Linked DNA regions of Mus musculus: region 2 is linked to region 1. The links are chromatin loops, found by intact Hi-C in ENCODE. Cell type or tissue: heart. All regions are shown on one strand. Each heading gives the region's core, and the rest is flanking DNA. Links, peaks and the distances in the headings are about the cores only.

Region 1 (5,375 bases), core at 64-5,063:
TCTCCTGTTGACACCGTGGTGGAGGAACAGTGGAAGGCCAGGCATTTGCCTAGAGCTTTCCAAGCGCCTGCTCCCTGAGAACAGCAGCCCTCCCCTCCCCTCCCCCCTCCCCCTTTAGAAGAGAGATCCACAGTCAAGGCCTGTGAGGGCTCTGGCCAAGCCCTGAATTTCCAAGGAGGTGGGATCTTAAACCTCAATTAGAGATACTTCAGGAAACACACATCCTTATTTGTTAAACAAATACTCTGCTCTGAGACTTGGCCAGACTCTGGCTTGTTTTAAATAAGTGAAGTAAACACACTAGCTCAGAGGCCTGCGACCTTCAAGTCCAGGATTTGAAGTTGGGCTTCCCGGTGTTCTTTTGTCTTTGGCTCCCATCCTGCGTTCTAACACTGTTTCTTCCTTTAGTAATTGGGAAGTTAATAGGCTTTTTGTGATGCCAGAGAGGCACTGTTTTCTTCTATTGGAAGGCTGCAATTAAAGTGGTGCCCACAGTGTGGCCAGGGTAAAAGGCTTCAGCTTCTGTGTTAACTCATAGTTAAGAATTTATAACTAGCTGTAAAGTTTGCCTCTAGCTGTAGAGCTGGTACTCAGAGTATCAGCTTATCATTGACTTTTACTTTTTAAAAAGGCTCTTAAAATGGAGCAGTTAACAATTTTCTGTTTAAAGGTTTGTAATTTGTTATGTTTCAGGATGCAAGAAAATAAAAGTACATGTTTTTTTTTAAATAAAAATTTGTGACCTTTAAAAATATGGAAAAGGTTATTTTTCAGTGGAAAATACAGTAAAATATCTGTTAAATCTATTTTTAAAGATATTGATACAGTTTTCTTGCTAAGCTTCCAGCCTCCCATTGGACAGCTAGGGATGCTGTGCTGCCTGTGATCTTCAAGATCTTTGTCACATGGAAATACAGCCAGTCCCGGTCACCGTGGCTGCTCCCCGCCCTACATGGTTGTAATCTCTGATCGCATGTATTTGGACACTAGGAATAAGTAGCCCAGGTTCAGAGCTGTAGTGGAGGTGCCCATGGGCCTAGGGCGCTTTCTCTCAGTCCTTGACTTTTGTCCTTCCTCCCTGGTCCCCATAGGAAGTAAGGAGGGGGATGCCTTTTATTCGGTGACATTTGTTACAGCAGATAACTGTCAGGGGTGTCTGAGGACACATTGAGATGGTGTCACACTTTATACAATTGGCTTAAAAGTTTTCTAAATAAATTCTTCTTTTTAAGACTGCACGCCTGGTGGATTCACCATCAGTCATTCTTTTTCAGTCTTAGGTCTTGGTTGATGCTCTGTGGTGTGAGAGATGCTGATAGTTGCATGGGAGAAGAAGATGAGGTGCCAGTGGCAGAGGTGGGGGGAGGTGAGACTGATGGTGTCACTAGTGGAGCTGGTGATAGCTGTGGCGTGGCAGTGGCACTGTCAACAGTGAAAGGAGGGTACTGGTAATGCTGGTGGTGCTGGTGACCATGTGAGCTGTAGATTTCTGTCTCCCTGTGCAGTGGCAGGATGGGGGAGTTGGTATTGTTTCTATAAACAGATATGCCCAGTGGAGCTTACAAGTGTTGCCTGCCAATATATGATGAAGCTGCTTCACAGGTGAATTGAGTGCATACAAGTTTTAGAGACAGGTCTCTATTTTAGATCCAGAGGACCATGGTGATCTGAATCTCTGAAATTCTGTTGTACAGACAGTGAGATCTGTCCAGGGCTCCTGCCAAAATGAAAGTGCCCTACATCTTAGGATCCATGTCCATGCCCTGCCTGTGTGATGCCAGAGTCTTTGGAAAAACTCTCTGAAATAGATGTTCCTTGTCTTGGTTTTGTAGACTAGGAAAGTGAACCTTGGTTGTTAAACTAGGACTTGAAAATCTAGACCTGGGAGATGACAAGCCCTTTTCTATTTCCTCCATCCTGACCACTAGATAGCACGTTTACGCCTTTGTAGGCTGTTTCTTGTCTTAGATGAGAGAGAGTATGGGAAGAAATGCAAAAGTGAATATTCCATATTTGGTTTTCTTCTCTCACTGTGAGGGCAGAACATGTCTTTTCTCCTATGTGTTTCCTTATGTGAGCAGTGGACTCAGATGACCCTTTAACGTTTATATGGGAACTGTTTGGAGGCTCTTCCCGAATGTGTCCAAGGCTGGAGCTGTGGAGTGATCTTTTCCTGACCTGACTGGTCTCTGGCCAAATAGGATATTGAGTAAGCCAAAAACCAGGCAGCAGCCAGCAAATCCAGATAGAGATAAATATTTACCCTCATCCCAGTGGGAATTCTGGGTTCTTAGGATCAAAGATCTACTCTGTGTGTGTCTGTTTCTATGCCTTGGATAGGAAGGCGACCTGGAGCATAGTACAGTCTCTGGTACCCAGGCTCTTTAGCCCTTGGACAAATTCCCTAGTGGTGCTTTAAAAAAACTCCCATGTATAAAAATATAAGTTGCATTTCTTAAAATAAAAGAAACAGACGTAGAATTGAAGAGGGAAGATATAAGCAAAGACATGGCAAAGAATTTGCAGAAACAGAAAGCAAGGGGGAGAGAGAGACAGAGGCAGAGACAGAGACAGAGACAGAGACAGACAGCGAGAGAGGATGTACACAGATACAGTGAGGCTGAGTTCCGGGAAGGCAGAAGGTGATGCGTGTGTGTGTGTGTGTGTGTGTGTGTGTGTGTGTGTCTGTCTGTCTGTCTGTCTGTCTGTCTGTCTGTCCTGTGCCGCTATGCCTTTACTTTAGTAGTGCTCCAGAAGCACAAAGGTTTTTATTTTTGACTGAATCTGATTTACTTTTTTGACTTGCTTGTATCGTGTCAGCAATTCCATGGTCTAATCTGAGAACACAAAGGTTTTGCTCATGTTTTCCTCAAAGAGTTTCACAGTTTCCGCTGGGAATCGATTCTGTGCTTGGTGTGAGGTAAGGCCACTCTGCATGTGGAAAATGGCTTGTCTCGGATTTTTATTCCTTAATTCCACAAGTATGTATGGTGAGCACGCTCTGTGCCAGCTATTGTGCACTGCCAACAGAGTGCCCATCGGTGCCAGAACGGCCCAGAAACCAAGAAGGGAAAAACACTGAGAAACTGGGGAGTAAAGGATTTTTTAAAAAAATATTAGACATTTGGGAAGAGATTGTTAAAGTGTAATATAAGGAAACTATAAGAATATTCCAAAAGTATTGCATTTAAAAAGGCAAACATTATCATATGCCCGATATCATTGTTAGTATGTGTTTCTTATACCACTAACATACACATTGCTGCTTAATGTATCGACAGATAGGCAGGCCTGGTTGCTCCCTTCAGATTACTGCCAACTATCTGAATATTACTTATTTATTTGCACACTCATAATTCCAACTCTTCTTTGGGCTAATTTTGAAATCTAAAGGCATGAGGCCCTTGTCTCAGCACATACCAGATGACAATTGACAGTTATGGAAGCTATTTTTCTAGGAGCCTGTCAATGGGGGATGTTCCAAGTGAGAACATGAAGCATCTCTGAAAAGGGAAGTAAACACAGTTAATTCCTGACTTGAATGCACTTCACATGACTGGCCATGCCCATGTGCCAAGTCCTTGGACCACCTCCTGCATAGCCATCCCTTCAAACCGTGTTTCTTCCCTTTTCAGTAAAAGTGCTGGCAACATGCACATGTGTTTCCCCCTCAGCCTGGCCAGTGCTGGGAACCCTCACCTGCCCACACCTGTATATCCTTTCCCCCTTTCTTTCCTAAATACAGGTGAAAAAAATGCCTTTCCTAGAGCTTTCCATGTACATTGGGAGTGCTTGGTATTCTGGATACTGTTTGTTCTCATGTCTGCTGGTCTCCCAGGAAAGTTCTAGAAAGAAAGCACAATAGCCCAGTCACCTTCTCTTTTTGCTTTCTGTGATCACTGGGTCCATGTGTGAAGAACTGCATTAAGGGGCAACTACATTTTAACTTTCAAACGTGAGATGGGCTCCTTCCAAGGACCAGAAGGAAAGTCCCAGTGAGACCTCTGCAGATTTCTTTGGGCCTAAAAGTAGAGAAGGCTTCTGGTTGTAAAGCTTTATGCAAGTGGGACAAAAGGTTGATACACTTAGACCACATGAACACAACATCTTTTTGCATATCCAATTTTTTTTAAAGCAAATGACTCATTTGGAAAAAATATTTGCAATTTATATCACAGACAAATAATAATCTTCTAAAAACAGATTAGAAAAACAACATTCAGGAAATAAATTAGCGATGTGAAGGGCAGTTCATGGGGAGAGAAATGCAAATGTCTTGAAGCCTTGTGAAAAGTGTCTCACCTCTGTTCATTACAGGGGGTGGGGGAAGTCGATGCCAGTCAGACTGCACCAGAGTGCTGGTTCTTACCTATGTCTGACAGATCCATGGGTGGAGCCATCTGCTCTTCGGTGGAGCTGCAGGGAGAGACCCTCTACATTCAGATGTTCCACACATGGAAGAACTTAGAGGATCTGTGGATAGGATTAGCCTTTGGCTCCAAGTCACAGGAACTTAGCCAAAGACACATCATCAGAAATATGCATGCACATAGTAGGCTGAGAACAACCTATCATCTATTTGTTCTAATGTAAAGGACCTGCAGAATGTGATGGAGCACTGTGCACCAATGAAGAGGGATAGATTCCACCTCTGATGAGGTCATGTTACAATACAGAAAGTGGACATGTGGGGTAGAGACATGGGAGGCTGTGCTAACACCATCTCCCAAAGAACAGGCTGGTTCCCATGCAAAGGACAGAAAAAGAGCAGAAGGCAAGGGTGGCAGCCTTCTCATGGGTGTCTCTCATCCCATGCATGGATCTAGCTTTGGAGCTGAATATTGTCCACAGTTATAAAACAGGTTATGGTTCAGACCTAAGCTTCAAAGGAAAATGAGACACGTGACTGTGCTTGTATCAGTTGATGGTGTGATGACCCAGAGTAAAAACCCAAGGGGGCAAGTAGTATGTGAGGTGACTGGGTTGCCTGGGGAGACGCTCCACTCAGGCATCTGATGAGAGCAGCTGCCACAAGTCACTATGGAGCTCACTTCAGACAGGGCAGTTCCGGGGCTGGAGAGAAGACTTAGCAGTTAAGAGCACTGACTGCTCTTCTGGAGTCCCAGGTTCAATTCCCAGCACCCACGTGACAGCTCCTAACTAACTGTCTTTAACTCTAATTCCAGGGGACCCGACACCCTCACACAGACACACATGAGAACAAAACACCAGTGAACATGAAGTAAAAATGAAGGGGAAAGGAGAGAGAGGGCTCCTTCCCATGAGAGCTGAGGGTTGGAGGAGCACCCCATTCCCAGCAGGGAAAGTCCAGTTTCTAAGGACTAGTTCTCACTAAAAGGAATTATGGCTTTTAT
Region 2 (5,375 bases), core at 71-5,070, 54 kb after region 1:
GCCCCTACAGGGCAACTGGGTGCATTTCACACCAGAACTCCCAAAGTCTCAGAGTCTATTGTGTCTTAAGTTTGCATCTACAACTCTCTGGCCATATGTCTGCTATTTGGGGGGAACCCCCTAGCCTATTTTTCTAGATGGAGATCTTAGGGAGGCTTGACTTGTAGATCCAGCGAATCCATTTCAAAGGAAACCATAATCAAGCTGTTCTTATTAAAGGTGGGTCCAGACTGTCCAGACTTGTCTCCTCATGAGGCAGTTTCCAGGCTTCCATGTAATATAACCATAGATAACAGACTCTCGTATGCAGTGTGTTTCATAGTTCAGTTCTTGGCCCACTATTGTATTGCTGTCTCGGGACAAAGCAAAGCATGCATAATTGTGTTAAATAAAGACATGTCCTGTGTCATGGTGGAAGTTCACTTGATTAGCTCTATAGGAACAAACATATTCACTCTTGTTGAGAGGTGAGGAAGTAGAGAGAATTATGTTTTGTCATCTGTGTGCTTCAGTGGATGCTAATTGAAATGTACTTTTCAGGAAAGTTCTCTAGGTCCAGCAGGAAACATACAGCTTTCTGCACCAGTGTAATTAAAGACAGGTCAAGACACACATTGCAAAACAGTCAATATTTGCTTTTATGGTACATTTGGTTGTGTCTCTGAAATACTAGAAACAGAGTGGCCTGTATGCCAATAACAAAAAAAAAAAAAAAAAAAAAAAGGAAAGAAAGAAAGAAGGAAGGAAGGAAGGAAGGAAGGAAGGAAAGAAGGAAAGAAAGAAAGAAAGAAAGAAAGAAAGAAAGAAAGAAAGGAAAGAAGAAAGGAAGGAAGGGAGAGAAGAAAAGAAAAGAAAAGAAAAGAAAAGAAAAGAAAAGAAAGAGAAATATATATCTGCTTTCATCTTTGAGAATCCAGAAACCACTAGCAGCTCATGTTCTTTAAGAAGTTGGGAAACTCAATCAAATACTGATTTTTCCTGCCTTAATTCTTTAGCATTTAAACACAAAATACCCAAATGCAGTTTCATTGAACTTTCAGAAGAGCAAAGACACCCTTGTCTGCTTCTTAAGGAAAGACAGTCTCAGCAAGGTGTATCCAGCCCCCCATAGTGGAGTCTTAACTCTGCATGGGTGGTTGCTTGAGAGGTAAAGTCTAGGCCATAGTCTCTGTGTGTATATGTAGTACTGTTTGGTGGGACAGACATAAAGTGCCTGCCACTCACCAATCCCTTCAGCACCTGAGAAGCTGCTGGTTTGCTGTTGGACACGGCCTTCCAAAGCCAGGTGAGGTGGTCTTGGCACTGGTGTTGGCAGCTACTTATTCTCAGCAACACTGAGCCCAACAACGAAATGACAACACTGTCTCATCCCCAAAGACTCATTTCTTTCCCAGACTCACTAGGAAGCCTCTCTCCTGTCACCAGTGCATCTGCTTTAGAGCCTGACCCTGTCTCCCACAAGCACTGACCACAATCCCTAGTGGGACCTAGGTGTGGGCCATTTAGACAACTTAAGTGTCAAACCTGGGACTATGAGCTTGGAGAGCCGATAACCTTGGCCTAATGTTTTTGTTTTTGTTTTTGTTGTTGTTGTTGTTGTTTGTTTGTTTAGATAGGTTTAATTTGAATTTGTTGTTGTTGTTGTCTTTTTTGACAGTTTCAGTATAGCCCAGTATAACCTTGAACCTTGAGATGATCCTTCTGCTACCGCATCTTAAGTGCTGGTATTCAAGGTGTGTAGCACTATGTTAGTCAGGATTCTGTAGAGAACAAAACCAGTCAAGTTGTGTGCTACTTAGTTTTGCCAACTTCACACAAGCTTAGATCCACCTGGGAGAAGGGACTCTCATCTGAAGAACTGCCTTCATCAGAGTGGCCTGCAGGCTGGTTTGTGGGGCATTTTCTCGACCACTAATTGTAGAGGAGGACTCAACCTGGGCTGCTTGAAAGATCAGTCAAGCAAGCCTGTAAGCAACATTTTTTCTATAGTCTCTGCTTCAGTTCCCACGTTCAGGTTCCTGCCTCCTGACATAGAAGTATGAGATAAATGAAATAAAACCCCTTCTTAGCAAGTCAGTTTTGACCAGTGTGTTATCACAGCAAGGAGAAGCTAACTGGGATAAACTGACTGCTACCACCCCAGCCACCATGCCTGACTGGCTTACTCTGTTTAACATACAGTGTGTTCTTCCCTCCAATGTCTGCTTCCCAGTTTGCCTCTGCTACTTCTAAAGTCTCCTGCTGCTTCTTGCAGCTTAGGAGACTTGCCCCTGCTCTCGGTTCTTGTTGCCTGCCTACCATCTCCTCCCCTTTCTCCTCCTCCATATCCTTGGTTTTCGGTTTTGTTTTTCTGTTTAATTTTGTGTTATCTACTTCCTCCCTCCTTCATTTCCTTATCCCTGGTCCTCCATTTACCCTCATTTTGCTATCTTGACTTCTTTAGCACATTTAGTTTATGATTGTTCCACTCTGCCCCACCCCCACAAATATCCATCTGTAGTTAAAATAGGTGTGTGGCCCTTCCAGGGCCTTTGGAGCCATGTACCAGAAGCTGGCCTCACCTGTTTCTCTAAGGAGAACACAGGGCATAGTTGTAGAGTAGTATCTCTCCCTCTCTTCTTCCCTTCTTCCCGGGAAGACACTAAAGCATTGCTGATCCAAAGGCCTGTTTTATCGGGCCAGTTCTGGCTGTGATGTAGTCACAGGGGACAAAGATCCTAAGGCACGGATGGTGTTTTTATTTCCATGACTCTGCTGATAAAACACTGAGAAACCTGAGGTCATCATACCAGGGGCTTGAGCTGCACAGAAAAGCCAGGAGCCTAGCAGCTACAGCTAAGCCCAGGGAGTCTGGCAGAGTAGACCAGAATGAGCTTCAGTCAGTACTGGGTTGGGCTGCATCGCCTGCTCACTGAGAGCTAGTGACCTTGCTTGCCAACCTGGAGAGCAGAACTCTGTGCACTTTACCTTCAACATCTGTAAATTGAGGCAATAACCACCTTTTCTACGGTTAGGGTAGAGCGAGTGTAGGAGGAGCTCAGTGTGAGGTGTGTCCTTAGTGTGCCAGCAGGGTGTGTCCTTAGGAAAGGGGAGCAGGAAGCCATGCTGGGCTGAGGAAACTGCTGCTCAAGTAGCGCTTGGTTTGATCACCACATGAAAACGCAGCAGGAGAGCCATGTGAGTAACCCCAGTGCTCAGGGGGCAGAGGCAGGAGGATCCCTGGAGCCTAGAGAACCAGTTAGTGAGTCTCAGGTAATGAAAGAGACTGTCTCCAAGTATGAGGTGGACAGCTCCTAAGGAACACCCAGCGTTTCTCTCTGACTTCCACACATGCACACTGTATTGATAAACGGTAAAGCTTGGAGCTCGGGGGCAGTCCTCAGTTCCTCTGCCATTGTCATAGTGGCCATTTGAGCCAATATGCATCCAGATAAATGAATAATTAAATGTACTGGGCTGGTGAGTTACAGCAGGTAAAGTCACTTGCTGGAAGGAGAGGACCTGACTCTGTAAGCTGATACATTGTCTTCTGACCTTCACACTTGTACCATCACACACACACACACACACACACACACACACACACAGAGAGGAGGGTGGGGCAGCAACTAGCAATAACAATAGCCTTTTCTGCTAAACCTATGTTTCCTGAAACACTCGTTGGATGTAACAATTTTCTCTCAAGCTGTTGAGAACTATGTTAAGGGTAGTTTCACAGGCTAGAAGGAGACCCTGGACACATGACACATATGTAGGAGGTGTGCAGTTCAGTCTCCATGTGATCCCCCCAACAACTGGAGCAGGGGCTCTCCCTAAAGCTGTAGCCTTACTGTGGTATCCCTTCCCCAACAGGGCTGCCTTGTCTGGCCTCAATGAGACAAAATCTGCCTAATCTAGCAGAGACTTGATGTTGGGAGGGGGAGCTCAGGGGACCCCACTCTCTCAGAGAAGAAGGGGATGGGATATGGGGGAAGGATTCTGAGAGAGGGGTTTGGAGGGGGCAGCATTTGGGATGTATATCAATCAATAAATAAATATTAAAAAAAGAAAAGGAAAAAAAAAACCTGATCATCTCCCCCACACACTTTTAAGACTCATCTGCTACAGTGCATCACAGATGAGGAAGATGGAAAGTGGCCGTTCCCTGTTGAGTAGTCACAGAGGTAGAGGGGGTAAGAATGGCCAGCATTTCTAGGCCATCCTTTGTGGCCTTTGAGGTGACAGATACATTCCTTACATTAGACCACAGTCAACAAAGAGGGACTGAAGGGTCTGACTCCAGGGACAGGAACTGATGGTAAGTGCACTTATGGGCATTGCTGGGCAGGCAACTTATGGAGGAAGAAGGAAGCAGGTGCGAATTGGGGGGGGGGGGGACGGGACACAGGACTTCCTCTTGAGATTACTCCAACCCAGCCCCCTATGCCCATTTACTGCAGTTGTCCAAACCATGTCAGCTATTAAACCACACCAGAGAAGGTTGCTTTTATGTGATTGACTCTAAGGTCTTTGGAATCATCCAGGTGGATACTAGCGAAAGGAGGGCTCCTTTCTCCTTCCAAGTTCTCTCTTTCTCTAAGCATATTGATGGTGGACGCCATTTGTTGTTGAAATTTAGAAAAATATTAAGTTCACAAGAAATTCAAGCTTGGTAAATATGTCTCCATGACACCTCTGCAAAAGTGTACTTGACCACTCCTCATCCCATCTCCCTCACCTCCAATCCTCACAACTCCCTCCCCACCTTCCACCCAAGACCCAGGATCTGCTGCTCCTGGAAACTCCCAATCTCTCTTTCTGTCCACTCAGCCTGTGGTGACCTGGTGCTGAGGCTTTTGGGCTCAGCTGCTAAATCAATCTCTCTCTCTCTCTCTCTCTCTCTCTCTCTCTCTCTCTCTCTCTCTCTCTCTCTCTCTCCCTCTCTCTCCCTCTCTCTTTCCCTCCCTCTCCCCCTCTCCCCCCCTCTCCCCCTCTCCCCCTCTCTCCCCCTCTCCCCCTCTCCAGCAGGATGGGGCCATGCTGGTCAGGCCTCCCTGGAAAAAAAGCAGAAATAAATCAAACACTAGCTCCTACTTAAGATCTGATGAAATTCTCCATTTCCTTTCCAAATTGAATTCCTCCCTCAGGAAGGGAGCAGCTTCTGGGAGTCACAAAGGCCTCCTTCCTTCTCTGCTGGAGGCATGTTTTAAATTAATGGACACAACACTCTAATCTGGCTGGGTGGGTCGCATTAAGGAGCAGTAGAGGGACAGTTTTCAGGCTGGGCGTGATACAAGCTTCAGGCATCTAGTACACTTGTCCTCTGCAGAGGAGTGGCCAGCCTCCACCATGCTGGGAAAGTGAGGAGCATAGATCTGCTGAGGCTCTCAGCAGCC

What was found. Peaks named below come from ENCODE experiments on the same cell type or tissue, not always from the same donor. Only the 100,000 strongest peaks of a DNase experiment are listed, where the experiment ranks them.
Region 2: a loop joins it to region 1, with 2.0 times the contacts of the local background. A loop is called at or near these places in 1 of 42 quality-filtered maps.

The regions. Positions count from the first base shown.
Region 1 is chr13:63,094,717-63,100,091 of GRCm38, forward strand. The region is part of intron 5 of Aopep (aminopeptidase O); the gene reads left to right. It overlaps Gm46422 (a long non-coding RNA gene), which reads right to left and starts at 35. Exons shown (of 3, transcript XR_001780981.2): 1 at 1-35. In heart, for the core only: a CTCF peak has its summit at 2,409; a DNase peak (open chromatin) is centred at 2,215; H3K27ac peaks cover 328 bases.
Region 2 is chr13:63,148,423-63,153,797 of GRCm38, forward strand. All of the region lies in intron 5 of Aopep (aminopeptidase O), which reads left to right. Among named protein-coding and RNA genes, the nearest start is that of Gm30409, 19 kb to the left of the region's middle. In heart, for the core only: a CTCF peak has its summit at 3,044; DNase peaks (open chromatin) are centred at 2,729 and 3,129; H3K27ac peaks cover 1,470 bases.